Regions from separate parts of the Homo sapiens genome. Here region 1 is linked to region 2. The links are chromatin loops, found by intact Hi-C in ENCODE. Cell type or tissue: prostate gland. All regions are shown on one strand. Each heading gives the region's core, and the rest is flanking DNA. Links, peaks and the distances in the headings are about the cores only.

Evidence for each region. Hi-C counts contacts between places; a loop is a spot of excess contacts. Peaks named below come from ENCODE experiments on the same cell type or tissue, not always from the same donor. Only the 100,000 strongest peaks of a DNase experiment are listed, where the experiment ranks them.
Region 1: it touches region 2 in a loop (1.8-fold over the local background); 1 of 110 quality-filtered maps calls a loop at or near these places.

What each region holds. Positions count from the first base shown.
Region 1 is chr6:168,833,372-168,837,763 of GRCh38, reverse strand. No RefSeq gene overlaps it. Among named protein-coding and RNA genes, the nearest start is that of LINC01615, 330 kb to the left of the region's middle. In prostate gland, for the core only: no CTCF peak of the experiment used is centred there; a DNase peak (open chromatin) is centred at 2,763; H3K27ac peaks cover 2,113 bases.
Region 2 is chr6:168,697,881-168,702,272 of GRCh38, reverse strand. LOC105378142 (a long non-coding RNA gene) reads right to left here. Exons shown (of 3, transcript XR_943294.3): 3 at 1,865-4,345. Among named protein-coding and RNA genes, the nearest start is that of SMOC2, 260 kb to the right of the region's middle. RefSeq lists an enhancer at 148-649. In prostate gland, for the core only: no CTCF peak of the experiment used is centred there; a DNase peak (open chromatin) is centred at 2,152.

The sequences.
Region 1 (4,392 bases), core at 324-4,323, 140 kb before region 2:
AACACCTGAAAAGCCCTGGGGAAGGACTGACCTCCGCTGGGCTGGTGGTGATGGTGGTGATCAACTGCATCCATGAGACTGGAGGCTGAAGCGCCACAACGGTTCTGAGGCCCCTTTCTTGAGTGACTCTAGACAGGGCTGTGTTCTGGACAGGGGATACTTTCAGATTATTTCAGCTGCAAAGAGCATAACTAGAGAAAGCTGATGAAGGCTTTCAGTACACAAGCTTGCCTCAGAGCAGTTGCATAAATTATTCCTCCCCCTTGGGAAGATCCGCCTTCAGACCTTCTCACAGCCGCTTCTCTATTAATCAGATTTCCATTCCAAAGGCACCCTTTCAGAGAGCTCTTCTCTAAGAGTCTTGATGACTCGGTCCTGCCCTCACCCCACACTGCACTCTGAGTTACTCTCATGTCACTTTTACGTATTTTCGTCATGGTACCCTTGAGTTTCTGAATTTGTTGTTTATCTTCTTCCACTAGAGGAAAGTGTTCCTACTGGTCCTATTGTTTTTAGATCAGTGTCTCCACATGTTTAAAATTCTCACAATATTTTCTCAACAGAACCTTCAGTCTTCACATTGTGGGAAAGACAAGCATGGCTTTAGGGTGAAACAGCCCCAGCCAGAGTCTGGCCCTAACCCACATGACTGACCGAGGCACAACCTCTCAGGACTCATATTTCTTATCTTTAATACAGAGATAACAGCATCTACTTTATAGCATTATTATGAAGTTAAATAGAAAAAAAATGCATTCTACCAGCAAATAGTATCAATATAAAAACAGACACATAGACCAATAGAATAGAGAACCCAAAAGTAAATCTCTGTGTTTATAGCAACTCTTCTTCAACAGAGGCACCAAGAACGAACAATGGGAAAGGGCCGTCTCTCCAATAAATGGTGCTGGGAAAACTGGATATTCATGTGCAAGAGAACAAAACTAGACCCCGTCTCTCACCATCCACAAAAATACAGCCAAAGCAGATTAAATACTTCAATGTAAGACCTAAAACGGGAAACTGATAGAAGAAAACATAGGAGAAATTCTTCAGGATATCTGTCGAGGCAAACATTTATTTGCCAAAACTTCAAAAGCACAGGCAACAAAACAAAAAATAGACAAATGGGAGTTATATTGAACTAAAATCATATGCACAGCAAAGGAAACTATCAACAGAGTGAAAAGACAACTTCTAGAATAAGAGAAAATATTCTTCTGACGAGGGACTAATATCCAGAATATACAAGGAACTCAAACCACTGAACAGCAGCAACAACGACAACGACAAAACACAAAATTGATCTAAAAATGACCAAAGTATCTGAATAAACATTTCTCAAGAGAAGACATACAAATGGCCAAAAAAGTCTACAAAGAAATGCTCGATGTCATCAAAACCACAGTGCGACATCGTCTCACCCCAGTTCGAATGCCTGTTATCCAAAAGACAAAAAAATAACAAATGCTGGCAAAGATGGGGAGAACAGGGAACTCTCATATACTGTTGCTGGGAATGTAAGTTAGCACAGCCACTAATGAGAACAGTATGACGGCTTCTCGAAAAGCTAAAAATAGAACTCCCCTATGATCCAGCAATCCCGCTGCTAGGCATATACCCAAAGGAAAGGAAATGGTTACATGGAAGAGGTATGTGCACCCCCATGGTCACTGCTGCACAACTCACAGTAGCCAAGATACTGAATCAAGCTAGTGTCCATCAAAGGCTGGACGGATAAAGAAAATGTGCCGTATATGTAGACACAATGGAATACTACTCAGCCCTAAAAAGAATGAAATCCTGTCACTTGCAGCAACATGAGTGGAACTAGAGGTCACGATGTGAAGTGAAATAAACCAGGTGGAGAAAGACAAACAGCGCGTGTTCTCACTCGTACGTGGGAGTTTACAAAGTGGATCTCACAGAGGTGGTGCATCAAATGCTGGTTACAGTGGCTGAGAAGGATGTGAGGGAGGGAGGTGAAGAGAGGCTGCTTAATGGGCACAGACAGACGGTTAGATAGAAGGAATAAGCTCTAATATTTGACAGCAGAGTAGGGTGACTATAGCTAACAATAATTTACTTTATATTTCAAAACAGGTAGAAGATAAGCTCTGAAATGTCACCAACACCAGGAAATGACAAGTGTTTGAGGTGTTTGAGATGGCCCTGACCCGATCATTACACACTGTACGCACGTATGAGAAGTCACCCTGTACCCCATAAAGATGCACAATTATTATGGATCAATTAAAAATGCATCAAAAAAGAATTCAGAGAGGGGTTGGAGCTTCTTAAACCTGGTCAATCTTTGAATTCGGTTTCAATCCCAAACTAGTTGGTGTGAACTTAGGATTTCGTCTCCTAATTCATAATTTTAATTGTAAAACTTAACCAAAGGGAATAAAACACTGTGCTTTCAGGTGCCAGGAAGGTGGCGTGGGCAGATCAGCAAAACTTGGAAGAACCCAGTGAAGTGAAGCATTGCTGAACTAAATAAACACAATGGCTTTCATAAAAGGAGCGGAAAAGGAATGGTTAACAGGAGCAGGTTTTCTCCACTGCAAAGAGGACTCCTACACAACGAGACATACAACCTCCCTCCTGGGACTCTCTGAGCCTCTCTATCCCCAGTTTCACCCTGGACTATCTTTGCTAGTGTATGTGGGTTGGCTTTGAACTCTCTGGCCCAGCTGACTAACGGGCACCACGCTTGTGCTCTGTTGTTTACCCAAGGCTGGAGTCTGTGCATCTCCTCTGAAAAACAAGGGAGGTATTTTATGGCATAGAGTTTTATTGGTGGTAACATCACTGATATTTACATTCCTTCGCTGCTCCCAGATACAAACCCACTGAGACACACCACATGCTTCTGTAGCTACCTGAAAGCCAGGAACACCAGAAAGACCAAAGTGCTAACCTGCAGATACAAACACGCTTCACATACACTGAAAAAAACCCCACACAACTATCACTATATTTAAACTCAAAATAATCTAAAATAGAGACTAAATGTTTTCCAATTATACTTAACAATTTCAAAACATGTTTTATCCTTTGTGGTTGTATAGGTAATCATTAACTTTCAAAAAAAAAGAAAAAGAAAAAGAAAAAAAAACTTTCTGAGGGTAGGACAAATTTCCTAATTCTTAAGGATCGTAAAACAAACAAAAAAATACAGATGTCCTCAGAATTCCTGGGACAGGCAGGTGTAAGGCAGTTTTTTTAAAAAAAAAAAATGTATTTGTGCACAACAAACTATTCCAAAATGCTTGTTTAAAACTCCACCACCGTCAGGACCAGGGCCAAGAGCTGAGGGTAGGCGTGCGCCCCACTCATCAGGACTCCTGCAGCTGGGCAGGGTGAAGCAGACACGGTTAGCACTTTCCCTAAGATGGGGGAGAGGAGGGGAAGGAGGAGAGGAGCTGCTCCATGCAGTTCCTACATCTGGTTTTCCTGCTCTCTTCCTCTCCAACTGGCCTCTGAATGTGCAGGGCACCTGAACCACTACCTGTCAGCTTGAGCCTCAGGAGGTGCAGGCTCTGAGGCCAAGGCTGTGAGCCGCGGGGACTTTGTCCCAACTCAAAGGGAGGATGTTACCAAGTGTGAGTGCCAGGGGCCTTGAGGCAGGAGGGAACAGAATGTCACGGACGGCCGTAGCCCTTCAACTGGAAGCCGTTCATTACTTTATTATTCAAAATGCGAACAATTATTTCTGTTTATGGACTTACAATTGTTAAAATATTTCACATACCACATTTTGTGCAAATCGTGCTTTTTATATCTCCAGGGATGCTGGGAATATGCTTAAATGCGAGGAAATATTTTCATCCTCGGTTCAGAAATTATAACATATTGCTTTTCCTATAATATATTTCATATCGTTGGCTTTAACATCACTACGTAATGTGGCCAATGTTTTACTCTTTCTTGCTGTAGAAATTGCTGACCTGTTAGGCTGGCCCCTTGCTATACTTCTAGCCTCCAGAGTACTGATTTTGAGTCAGGTTAGGGGTGAGTTTACTTGAGAACTAACCCCTTCCTCTTTCAGTAACAGAACCCCCAAAGAGGAGCTGCCAGATGTCAGTGGACTGAACTCTGGTGAGGTTGTCTTCCTGGAATAAATGTCCCAGTGTACTTTCCCTTAGTGTGTATGTGTGTCTTTGTGTTTATTTATACACTGTCTTACAGTTATTGAAATACACAGACCTGTAAATCAAAGTATTAACTTTGAGTCCCAAATTCTTAAGGTAACTATCCAAATGAACTATTAACAGTGAACTATCTCACCTTTGGAGAAAAGATACACACACATGCACACATGCCGTCTAAATGGTAAAGAATAACAACAACTGAATGGGAAGGTAATGGGCGGATAAAAAGAGAAGG
Region 2 (4,392 bases), core at 89-4,088:
GGAGAAGCTGCAGGACACGAGGCCGTTGAGCAGGGCCAGCATCCAAGTGAGCGCGCCCTCCTGATGTGGGGAGAATACCCATTCTATACCCAGGTGTGTCTCCCGTCACTTCAACACTGGAGAACATAGTGTGGTCATGGGCTTTCCCTCGTGGGTCGTCTTCTCAGCAGGCCTGATGGGGAAGGGTGTCCAGGAGCCTCTGTCCTGCCCGAATCTTGTGCCCCAACAGGGCAGGAGCCCAGCTCGCCTCTCCCAGGTGATGGTTTGCTTGGTGGCTTGGAGCAGGGAAGGGCACTAGTGGTGGAGGAGGAACTGGAGTTCGGTGCAGTAACCCAGCCCCTGCTGAGCGCTAAGCACTCCACACCCAGTTCCAGGTAAACGACCCAGCACCCCAACAGGTGGACATTCATCTCCATTTCAGTAGTTAGAAAATGCGGGGAGAGACATTTAACAAGTTACACAGTGACTAAAGGTGGAGGAGGTCAGAGTTCTGGAGTGACACAGCCCCTAACCCCTCATGTCACCTTGCTGTCTCCTAACTAGACTCGCCTGAAAGACCAATTTTGGACCACGAGTAGGAAAATGCCTAGAGTGGCAGTCTCTGGAATCACTCAGAGCATACAGAAGGCAGATTCCGTCTACCTGTTCTAGCAAAGGCTGGTTTCTAAGGTAGCACCATGGATGTCGAGATAGTTCTGTGTTAAAGACAGGTTCAGATGCAGTGACCAAGCTCTCCATGCCAGCCCAGGCTGGTAGCCACCACCATGATGCCCTCCCTGCTTACTTCCCAAGGCCCGTTGCCTTGAGCCTCACACCTGTGCTGAGTCTGGCCCCAGTCTATTCTCTGCCCACAACCAGGGCTCCAGGCTATCCACACAGAGAGAGGCCTGGGGGCTACCACCTGTCTCCAGTCCCAGCATTATTTCCACCATGTCATGGTGCTGCCAGATGGAACAGGGGAGAGGCGGAGAAATGGGGAGAGGCTCAGGAGTGGGGAGAAGCAGAGGAACAAGGAGAAGCTGTGAGACCCCTCTGCCCTCATCAGTGGGGGGAAGGCGGTGCTAGGGGGAGGATAATGACTGGACTCGGTCCCGGCCTCCCGACACCTCAGGAGCATGACTCAGGAGAGGAGAGGTGTTTTGCTTGGCAAGAGGGGCAACCGATTTTCTTTCCAGGCCATAAGGGCACTGGGTCCAGGGAGCTGGCAGGAGGGCTGCTGTGCTCAAGGGAAGGGCTCTGGGCGGCAGGCCAGGGCAATGGACGCAGGCAGTGTGCAAAGGCACAGATGCACCTCTGCTCACCTGCTCAGCCTCTAACACACCTGTATGCCAGACATTGCCACACCGCCCAGGTGTGCTGTTCCTGGATGCAGAGGGTGGGGGCCCCCTTTTCAATCCCCCTGCCACCAAGAGCCTGTGGTGGAATGACAGTGGTGTCTGACCTTATCCACCAGTGACTTTCCATTTTCCCTTCTTCAGCCTGTTTGAAACTTCCATCCTAATACATTTTCTGAATTAAATACATATGGAAGGCTGGGTGCGGTGGCCCATGCCAGTAATCCCAGCACTTTGGTAGACTGAGGTGGGTCACCTGAGGTTAGGAGTTCCAGACCAGCCTGACCAACATGATGAAACCCCGTCTGTACGAAAATACAAAATTAGCTGGGCATGGTGGTGGGCGCCTGTAATCCCAGCCACTCGGGAGGCTGAGGCAGGAGAATCACTTGAACCTAGAAGGTGGAGATTGCAGTGAGCCAAGACTGTGCACTCTAGCCTTGGAGAAAGAGTGAGACTCGGTCTCAAAAAACAAAACAAAACAAAACAAAACAAAAACATATGGATTAAATATCAGGAGGTGGCAACATTTTCCAGTCCCATTTTAATGAATTATTTGTTTTTACATCATCAGAGGGTAGAATTACAGTTCCCATTTAAACACTGAAAATGAATGGAATTTTCATTTCTCATTTTATAGGAATTAAAAAAAAGTGTCACAAAATTTTCAAAAACAGCCACGAAAAGGAGTAGCAAGCTCTCCTGCCCCTTCTCCTGCCCCGCTCCCCATGCTGCGCTGGACGATCAGCCAGCACTGCTGTCTCCATCCTAGGAGCTGCCAGGCCAGGAGCCAGGAGGCCGCGAGTCTGCTGCTCTCCAGGACGCCTCCTGCATGTGGTTCTCATTTGGCACGGCTGAGACGCGGCAGTGTTCTTGTCCTGGCTCCAAGTAAAAACCCTCTCCTTGAAAACTCAGGAGAACAGGGAGAGGTGGTGTCCTCAGAATCTCTGAAAGCCAAAAAGTGGCTCAAAAAGATGCATTCATCCAGGCTGGGCGCCTGGCAGGGTGCTGAAGGCGGCTCCAGCTCATGCCACCCGGAGCCACCAGCGTCTGCTAGAGAACCCTGGCATCCAGCCTCCCCAGGGTCAGAAAAATACACATGGAGTGAGAGTCAAGTGTATTTAAATTCCTGGGAAATGTCAAAGTGCTAATTAAGCCTAATATTCTCCAGGTGGCCAGCTCCTATGGCAACACTAAAGCTGTGTCTGTCTCCTGCACCAACCAACAGCCATGGAAAGCGGCAGCCATGGAGGATGCAGGAATTTCTTCCCATATTCAAAGTAAAGAGAAGACCAGTACTTAGCATGAGCTGACCATCGGGTGAATACTTTGTGCCTTGATTTTTTTGTAATGATAGAAAAGAAACAGCATTCTTTGTGAGATTTGCTTTCATGTTTTTAGTATGAGTTAGTCTGTTTAGCGAATGCATGGGATGAATGTGATTCAGCTCCTTGCACATCTTGCACCCCCAGTCCCCTCTGGTTCCTCTGCTTAGTGCTCCCAGGTAGGAAGAGGAGACTGGAAGCCCCTGGGACTCTCGAGAAATGCCACCTGGTTTCCTTGCAGCAAGCGCAGCGCAATTTGCCAAGTATTAAGCTAACTCCCCTGAAAGCCTGTTGCTCTGCAGCCCCTATAACTAGCAGCATCTGAGCCATCCCCAAGGTTTGGGCCCCTTGTCTCCTGTCTAGGCAGGGCTCCATTCATGGCACTCGTGAGGACAACTTGTTGGGCTATCAAATGTCACTCTGTTACTCCCATGCAGAAGGCAGGTTTGTGAAGCAATGATGAGTTATTCCAAGCAAATGCCAGGGCTGGACAGGGCGTTGATGCTGGAATGCAGGGTGAGAGACGTTGCCAGCTTCCATCTCACCACCAAAAGTGCGAGGGTGCATCTGCCCCATACACTGGCCCAGCCCCTTCAGGTCCTGTGCCTCCAAGCTGTGGAGGAAAGGACACACGGCCTTCATGTGCTCAGGCCTGTGGCAGTATTTTTTTGATTGAAGGGAGAACTAGATACTACACTTGAGCCTTCTATATAATGCTATTTTGCAAGGTGCAGGTCATTTGATTGTGAGGCTTGCTATGCTGTTAGTAGCACAAAATGTAAGTCAATCTAAGGGTGGTGTGACAAGATCTTTGGAAGATTTGTGTTGGTATCCAAACAGAATTTACCAGCTTATTTCATAAAAAGGAAAAGGCATTTTTAGTCATTGGGTACCCACTGAGGACCATCTGATTGCTTATCTTCATCTCAACAGTGTTAGGATGACTACATTATGATAGTGCCCATTTGAAGAATGAGATCTTGGCTTAACGAGGTTACATAACCTGTTCAAAAATCACATGAATAGCAAGTGAAAGAACTCAAATTTCAACCTGGAGAGGACACTGAAAATAAACTCATATAAATTTTTATCCAAAAATTCTAACTTGATGAATTTAACAATTAAGTCATTTTATGTCTTTAAATTACATCACTATCACTTATTGGATGAATGTTCACCTCATCAACAACATAATCTGACTCTTTCAAGACATAATAATTTTCCTCTAAAGAAACAACTTATATATTTAGTGGATCTCGTCATGAAAGAAAAAAAGAATATTTAGAAAAAAACATACACAAGGTAAAATTGGAAATAAAATCCTGCCGGATGAAGTGTTGCACGATAAACAAAGGGATAATTCCCCCACACTGCTTAGAGCTCCTCAAGTGAGATAAGAAAAAGACCGACAGTGTGACGCAGTGGCTCATGCCTGTAATCCCAGCACTTTGGGAGCCCGAGGTGGGCGGATCACCTGAGGTCGGGAGTTTGAGACCAGCCTGACCAACATGGAGAAGCCCGGTCTCTACTAAAAATACAAAATTAGCTGGAGGTGGCGCATGCCTGTAATCCCAGCTACTTGGGAGGCTGAGGCAGGAGAATCGCTTGAACCCAGGAGGCGGAGGTTGCGGTGAGCCGAGATCGTGCCATTGCACTCCAGCCTGTGCGACAAGAGCAAAACTCCATCTAAAAAAAAAAAAAAAGACGGACATCCTCTAGAATAACAAACGTCG